3 separate regions of the Homo sapiens genome follow, and all the other regions are linked to region 3. Evidence: chromatin contacts called from ENCODE Hi-C or POLR2A ChIA-PET data. All regions are on one chromosome and are shown on one strand. The core of a region is the stretch at or near the end of the contact, and the rest is flanking DNA. Distances in the headings are between cores, read along the strand shown.

The links. Hi-C counts contacts between places; a loop is a spot of excess contacts on that map. ChIA-PET counts read pairs that join two places held with the same protein, here RNA polymerase II (POLR2A). Pooled maps may share reads with other maps.
Region 1: a pooled map shows a loop between it and region 3 (7-fold over the local background). The contact joins two enhancer-like sites. A Hi-C loop is called at or near these places in 1 of 37 single-sample maps with no recorded cell type and 4 of 50 pooled maps. POLR2A ChIA-PET finds 5 or more read pairs at or near these places in 4 of 52 experiments (AG04450, OCI-LY7, WTC11 and 1 more).
Region 2: a loop to region 3 is called in a pooled map, with 3 times the contacts of the local background. The contact joins two enhancer-like sites. A Hi-C loop is called at or near these places in 3 of 50 pooled maps. POLR2A ChIA-PET finds 5 or more read pairs at or near these places in 4 of 52 experiments (PC-9, WTC11, activated B cell and 1 more).

Annotation. Positions count from the first base shown.
Region 1 is chr12:31,635,201-31,637,900 of GRCh38, forward strand. All of the region lies in intron 1 of LOC124902913 (a long non-coding RNA gene), which reads right to left. Among named protein-coding and RNA genes, the nearest start is that of ETFBKMT, 23 kb to the right of the region's middle. Within about 2 kb of position 1,296, at least 4 of the 41 ENCODE cell types and tissues checked have a DNase peak (open chromatin) inside an H3K27ac peak, as active enhancers do.
Region 2 is chr12:31,602,254-31,604,953 of GRCh38, forward strand. All of the region lies in intron 2 of DENND5B-AS1 (DENND5B antisense RNA 1), which reads left to right. Among named protein-coding and RNA genes, the nearest start is that of DENND5B, 12 kb to the left of the region's middle. Within about 2 kb of position 1,343, at least 3 of the 41 ENCODE cell types and tissues checked have a DNase peak (open chromatin) inside an H3K27ac peak, as active enhancers do.
Region 3 is chr12:31,297,237-31,299,936 of GRCh38, forward strand. SINHCAF (SIN3-HDAC complex associated factor) reads right to left here. Exons shown (of 6, transcript NM_001135812.2): 2 at 841-988. The coding sequence starts at 968. Among named protein-coding and RNA genes, the nearest start is that of FLJ13224, 26 kb to the right of the region's middle. Within about 2 kb of position 1,400, at least 2 of the 41 ENCODE cell types and tissues checked have a DNase peak (open chromatin) inside an H3K27ac peak, as active enhancers do.

The DNA of each region.
Region 1 (2,700 bases), core at 46-2,545, 340 kb after region 3:
CCCCGCCTGGCTGATTTTTGTATTTTTAGTAGAGATGGGGCTTCACCATGTTGGCCAGGCTGGTCTCAAACTCCTAACCTCAGGTGATCCACCCACCTCGGCCTCCCAAAGTGCTGGGATTACAGGCATGAGCCACCATGCCCAGCCTTTTAAATTTATTTTAAAAATAAACGTATTTCTTACAGTTCTGGAGGTTTGAAAGTCCACAGCTGTTGGGCTGCATCTGGTGAGGGCCTTCTTACCGCAGCATAACATGACAGAGAGCATGACAGGGCAAGAGGCCATTTTCTTGTCTGAGAGTTTGATTTAGTCTAGAATCTGACCCCATCTTGACATAAACACCACTGGCTCAGATAAATATTAAGTGCAACAGTTTACCTAATTTAGTTATTTATTTGTATTCTTTTATTTTTATTTTATTTATTGAGAGGGGTTTTGTCATGTTGCCCATGCTGGTCTTGAACTCCTGGACTCAAGCGATCCTCTCACTTTGGCCTCCCAAAGTGCTGCGATCATAGGCTTGAACTACCGCGTCCAGCTAGTTTATCTAATTTAAAGACATCAAAATCTAAAGTCAGATTCTTACTTAGATTTGGTGTTTCAGATTTCAAAGAGATGAGATGTCACCAGATAAAAACTACTAGGTGGTAACCAGGCGTGGTGGCTCACGCCGTAATCCCAGCACTTTGGGAGGCTGAGGCGGGCGGATCACGAGGTCAGGAGTTCAAGACCAGCCTGGCCAACATGGTGAAACCCCGTCTGTACTAAAAATACAAAAAAAATAGCTGGGCATGGTGGCAGGCACCTGTAATCCCAGCTACTCGGGAGGCTGAGGCAGGAGAATCATTTGAACCCAGTAGGTAGAGATTGTAGTCAGACGAGATCTCACCATTGCACCCCAGCCTGGGCGACAGGGTGAGACTCTATCTCAAAAAAAAAAAAAACAAAAAACGACCAGGTGGCTCACGCCTGTAATCCCAGCACTTCGAGAGGCCAAGGTGGACCGATTGCTTGAGCTCAGAAGTTCAAGATCAGCCTGGGCTACATAGTGAAACCCTGTCTCTAAAACAAACAAACAAACAAACAAACAAAAAACAAACAAACAAAGCTTAGCTGGGCGTGATGGCGCATGCCTTTAGCCCCAGCTACTCAAGAGGCTGAGGAGGGAGGATCACTTGAGCCTGGGAGGCAGAGGCTGCAGTGAGCTATGATCGTGCCACTGTACCCCAGCCTGGGTGAGAGAGTCCCTATCTCAAAAAAATAAAACCAAAAAACTACTGGGGCCACGTCAGAACTGAAAGAGTTCTGCAGGCCCTTCAGAGAAAGGAGAAGTGAGAGTCAATTAACCTCAAGATTACATTTAAAAGCATTTTCCTCTTTAGTATAGAGGTGTGTTAAAAAAAAAAAAAGCATTTATACGAGGTATGTGAGGTATGTTAGTGAAACAGCAAAAACCTAATTATATCCTAAATAACTGGCACGCTCTAGGTTACAAATAGCAATTTGTAAAAGACCCATTGAATGAACACATTAAACAGCAGGTTGCTTATTCCTTCTCAAACCGCACTAAAAAATTCCTCTCTCGCATGTGTAGGTCCCAGAGCCAGACAGTTATGAGATGATGGTGCCCCCTGGTGGCCAATGTGGGGAGCCACCCGGCCAGGCGTGCTTCCTGGCTTTGTGCCAGCCATGCCTTTATTCTTTGGTTGGTTGGTTGGTTGGTTGGTTAGTTGGTTGGTTGGTTGGCTGGTTGAGACAGAGTCTTGCTCTGTCGCCCAGGCTGGAGTGCAGTGGCGATTTCGGCTCACTGCAACCTCCGTCTCCGAGGTTCAAGCAATTCTCCTGCCTCAGCCTCCGGAGTAGGTAGGACTACAGGCGCCCACCATCAAGCCCGGCTAATTTTTGTATTTTTGGTAGAGACGAGGTTTCACCATATTGGCCAGGCTGGTCTTGAACTCCAGACTTCAAGTGATCCACCCGCCTCTGCCTCCCAAAGTGCTGGGATTACAGGCATGGGCCACCGTGCCCGGCCAGACCATGCCTTTACTTTTGCACATATGCACAGTATTTCTGAAAATCAAGTGAAAAAGTTGGATTTATATACTCTATGTGAGTTTACATGTTATGGGGATTTCCATTTCCAGAGAATTAAAATGGATAATCAAATGTTTAATTTCATTTCACAATTTTCAAATATTTCTTTCCTTCCCTCCCTCCTTCCTCTCTTTCTTTTTTCTTTCTCTTTCTTTCTTTCTTTCTTCTCTTCCTTTTTTTTTTTTCTTAGACAGAGTCTCACTCTGTCGCCCCAGCTGGAGCTCAGTGGTGCAATCTCGGCTCACTGCAACCTCTGCCTCTCAGGTTCAAGTGATTCTCCTGCCTCAGCCTCCTGAATAGCTGGGACTACAGGCCTGTGCCACCATGCCCAGCTAATTTTTGTATTTTTAGTAGAGACAGGGTTTCACTATGTTGGCCAGGCTGGTCTTGAACTTCTGACCTCAGGTGATCCACCCATCTCAGCCTCCCAGAGTGCTAGGATTACAGGCGTGAGCCACTGTGCCGGGGCAGCAGGCCTTTCTTGACTGCAGATTTTCTAATACATGAAAACAGCCACCAATTGCAAAAATATATTAATTTTCGACAGGTACAAAAGGCACTTTGTGAATATCAGTATGCAGTTGGGTACACTTATCCGGAATTAAA
Region 2 (2,700 bases), core at 93-2,592, 300 kb after region 3:
GGTTCCTTCCATCAAACCAAAATCAAGAGTATATGAGTAGAAATTAAAATGCAGATTTTCTATCAAAAGTTAGAATACTCATACCCTCTGATTCATCAATTCTGCATCTCAGACTTTCTCCTACAGAAATATGCAAGTAAAGAATATGTGTACAACGTCCCCTGAAACATTGCTCATTATATTTAAAAGTGGAAACAATCTTATTCCTACCAATAGGAAATAGGAAGCAGTTAGCTGGGTGTGGTGGCTCACATCTGTAATCCCAGCACTCTGGGAGGCAGGAGGTTCCTTTGAGCCTAGGAGTTCAAGACCAGTCTGGGCAACATGATGGAACTCTGCCTATATTAAAAATAAAAAGTAAAAAATATAAAAAAAAATTTTAAATAAAAATAAAAAAGACAAAAAATGAAGTGGTTAAATAGATTCTGGTATATCTGATACAATGCATGCTAAGAATGAGGTTACACTGATGGAAAAAATATCTAATATATGGCTGAATATAAAAGGCAAGAAAAGACAGCTGGGTGTGGTGGCTCACACCCATAATCCCAACACTTTGGGAGGCTGAGGTGGGCGGATCACTTGAGGTCAGGAGTTCAAGACCAGCCTGGCCAATATGGTGAAACCTCGTCTCTATTAAAATTACAAAAAATTAGCCAGGCTTGGTGGTGCGCACTTATAGTCCCAGCTACTTGGGAGGCTGAGTCAGAAGAATCACTTGAATCTGGGAGATGGAGGGTTGCAGTGAGCTGAGATCGTGACACTGCACTCCAGCCTGGGCAACAGAATGAGACTCCATCTCAAAAAAAAAAAAAGCAAGAAAAGAAAAATATATAGTTCCTATTTTTGTGTTAAAAATAAACTGTATACATGTTTGTGCATGAAAACATCTGAACAGCTTCCATTTGTTATTTTTCATATTTCTATATTGTTAAAAATTGACAACAGGCATCTATTGCTTTTTGTAATTCAAAGCCTTTCTTTCTTAAGTCCGTGTGTGTTTCTGTGAGAAAAGATGATCAGCATTGTGAATCATGGCTATTCTTATATAAATCACTCAAATTTGTAACTATTATAATGACTTATTAGTGAGACTAATTTGAATAACTATACATATATGCATATGTATACATGGATGCATGAACATTCATTAATTACTCAACAATTCTTATAATGCCTACTATATGCCAGGTAATGTTCCAGGGATATATCAATGAATAAAATCCTAGAGATATATAATGCTGTACATATATACATTCAAAATAGTCTGAAGAGTATAAATAACTATGAAATTGAAAGGATTAGCCAGGTGTGATGGCATGTGCCTATAACCCCAGCTACCAGGGAGACTGAGGTGGGAGGATTGCTTCAGCCCAGAGTTGCAGGTGGAAGTGAGCTATGATCGCACCACTGCACTCCAGCCTGAGTGACAGAACAGAGACTTTGTTTCTTAAAAAAAAAAGTAAAAAAAGAGAAATGAAACAAAGTTTGCATAATTTTCAATCATCAAAAAAACCAATTTGGCTACTCAGTGATTAACTTGATTTTATGTTACAAATTTGTAATCTTTCTCAATTCCATCTAAAAACCTTAAGGTTGAAAACACTCCAGTAGCCAACGGAATAACACTATCAGTCTTGATCTGAGTATATTTTGGATCCAGCATCTTTAAACTCTGGCCACATGCCAGACTTTGAACCTGAGTTCTCTGTTACAGACTTCACATGTGATTTCTCTCTCTCGCTCTCTTTTTCTTTTTTCTTTTCTTTTTTTTTTTTTTTTTGAGATGGAGTCTCACTCTGTCACCCAGGCTGGAGTGTAGTGGTGCGATCTCAGCTCACTGCAACCTCCACTTCCCGAGCTCAAGTGATTCTCCTGCCTCAACCTCCCATGTAGCTAGGATTATGGGTGCCTGCCACCATGCCCCCTGCTACATACAATTTCTCTTGTTCTTTTTTTTTTTTTTTTTTTTTGAGATTAGGTCTCACTCCGTCATCTAGGCTAGAGTACAGGCACAATCATGGCTCACTGAAGCCTCCACCTCCCAGGTTCAAGTGATCCTCCCACTCAGCCTCCCAAGTAGCTGGATCACAGGCATATACCAGCACACTTGGCTAATGTTTCTTTGTTTGTTTGTTTGTTTGTTTGTTTGTAGAGACTGAGTTTTGCTGTGTTGCTCATGCTGGTCTTGAACTCCCAGACTTAAATGATCTGCCCACCTCAGCCTTGTGAAGTGTTGGGATTATAGGCATGAGCTATGGAGCCTGGCCTTCACATGCAATTTCTAACACCTCTTTTAAATCACAGAAATCTCACTCATCTATTCTTTCCCACTTTGAATTCAGAGGCACTTGTAACTGGTCCCACACCTTTTAGTATTGCAATATTATTCTAAGTGTATTAATTGTTTTAGTCTGTTTGGCCTGCTGTGACAAAATGCCATAAACTGAGTGGCTTATAAACAACAGAAATTTATTTACTGCAGTCTGGAGGCTGGGTAGTCCAAGGTACCAGCAAATTCATTGTCTGGTGAAGGCTAGTTTCCTGGATGATAGATGGCACCTTCTCACTGTGTCCTCAGGTGGTAAAAAGAAAAGAACTAGTTCTCCTGGGGTCTCTTTTATAAAGGCACTAATCCCACTGATAAGGTACCCGCCTTCATGACCTAATCATCTCCCAAAGGCTCTACCTCCCAACGCC
Region 3 (2,700 bases), core at 150-2,649:
CCTCAACCTCCCAGGCTCAGGTGATCCTCTCACTTCAGCCTCCGACGTAGCTAGGACTACAGGCATGTACCGCCACGTCTGGTGAGTTTTTTGTTTGTATTTTTTGTAGAGATGGGTTTCCCCATGTTGCCCAGGCTGGTTTCAAGCTCCTGGGCTCAAGTGACCCACCTGCCTCAGCCTCCCAAAGTGCTGGGATTACTAGCGTGAGCCACTGCACCCGGTCAAGCGTAATTTTTTTTTTTTTTTTTTTTTTTTGAGACAGAGTCTCATTCTGTCGCCAGGCTGGAGTGCAGTGGCGTGATCTCGGCTCACTACAACCTCCGCCTCCTGGGTTCAAGTGATTCTCCTGCCTCAGCCTCTGGAGTAACTGGGACTACAAGTGTGCACCACCACGCCCAGCTTATTTTTGTATTTTTAGTAGAGATGGGGTTTCACCATGTTGGCCAGGATGGTCTCGATCTCTTGACCTCGTGATCCGCCCGCCTCGGCCTCCCAAAATGCTCTCAGATTACTGGTGTGAGCCACTGCACCCAGTCAAGGGTAATTTTTTTAAAAGCCTTTTTAAAAATTAACCACAAAAGGAAGTCAACAACAAAAGGGTTTGTCTAGCTACAACTTTAAGGGGCTTCACGATTAATGTGGTAGCTCCTCATAATCTGGAAAAAAGTAGGCTGTCAGCATTGTTTGATTCATTTAAAAAGCAGGAGACTTACACAGCCTAAATTAGAATAAGTGATTTTTATTATTAGCACATTGTTCCAATCACCTTGCTTACAAATATTTCTGTATGCTGTGGTATTTTTTCACTCTAAGAATAGTACAAACATCAGGTGATCTTACCCAAAACAGCTCTGGAAGTCCTTTTCATAGCGTTTACTGTCAGTGAATCGAGAACTGGAGGACTTAGCTCTGCAAATACAGCAGCCCTCTATACTTCGGTACATCTTTGGCTTGTGAAAACCAAACATCTTTTCTTCTGGGCAATAGTCTGTAAAGCCAAGGGAATTGACATATCTTTGTTGAGGGCTGTAACAAGGAACCATTAAAGAGTTCTCTCTGCTCCACCCCACCCCCAAGCAACTTGGTGTTATATGACCAAGACAGGCAGGCAGCTCAAGGGAAGACCTCCTGGATCGACCTCCATTCTTGGCACTATCAAGGCAAGCGTATAAAACACAAAGAAAAGCCTAGTTATTTAAGGAGGACTCTACTACCTCCTAACTCGCCTAACAAACATGCAATCTAAAAATGGGGAAGAGAAGCATTTTTTAAAATCAGGTTTTGAAGTAAGAAATGCCACAAACAATCCTGTAAAATAATGAAGCTGTACACAATTAAGGATGCATCCTTAAATTTAAGACACACCTTTTTATTTTGCACATTTGCATTAACGTGATTCCCCTCTGGGGAAGTTTTGAGCATTTACCATGAATACTATTTGATACTAAGCACACAACTAGCTCACTATGCATCAGCCCATACTACTTTGCCTAATGGGAATTCAGAGGGGATTTCTTCTGTGATAAATGGGAAGTTCTAAGCAGTCAAGTTTGCCCCTGAATTGAAACTGCTGAAGGGAAGATGTAAAATTCACAAAAATCCAAGGTTAGAATTTAATAATAATAATTCCTTATTATCATTAAGACAAAAAAAGAACGAGCTCATGTTGTCTGACCGCTGATCTGCCCCTTAGTTGTTAGAGGTTTGTGGACCTCTTCTACAAGGCTTTGTGCCTGAGAGTAGTAACAGTGGGAGGCAAATGTCCCAGAGACGTAGAGTGAAATAAATTGCAGTCCTCCTGTTAAAAAAAAAAAAAATCTCAACGTCAAGGAAGGAATGAAAACAGCTCTGGGGCTGGATGCAAATATGTAGCTGGCAGTAAATCTGTACCTTAGGAAAAGTAATTTGGAATATCCAAATCAAGGGCCAGCTCACCAAAACAACCGGACTAAGAGAGGTGATGAAAAGGCAATGAATATAGAAACTAAACTCCAATGGACAAGTCAGAGGATGTGTGTATGTATGAGGGTCTAACTATAAATTATCACAAAATTATCACATAAAGCAACAATAAAAGAAAAAAATTTTTTTTTTTTTGGAGACAGAGTCTCACTCTTTCACCCAGGCTGGAGTGCGGTGGCGCGATCTAGGCTCACTGCAAGCTCTGCCTCCCAGGTTCAAGTGATTCTCCTGCCTCAGCCTCCCTAGTAGCTGGGACTACAGGTGCCCGCCACCACACCCGGCTAACTTTTTGTATTTTTAGTAGAGACAGGGTTTCAGCATGTTAGCCAGGATGGTCTCGATCTCCTGACCTTGTGATCCACCCGTCTCGGCCTCCCAAAGTGCTGGGATTACAGGCGTGAGCCACCGTGCCCGGCCAAGAAAATTATTAATATCACTTTCGTGTCCATAGTTTTAGGAGTTATTACCACAGAACACTATCTTTTTAAAGTTGTTTTAGAAATAAACTTAGATGAGTAAACCTAAAGCTTCAGTACAGTCATGTGTTGCTTAACAATGGGGACACATTCTGAGAAATGCATCATTGGGCATCCTTGTGCAGACATCAGTGTCCTCACATAAACCAAGATGGCAATAGCCTACAACACCCCTAGGCTATATGGGATAGCCTACTGTTCCAAGGCAACAAACTTATACAGCGTGTGACGGTACTGAATGCCGTGGGCAACTGTAATACAA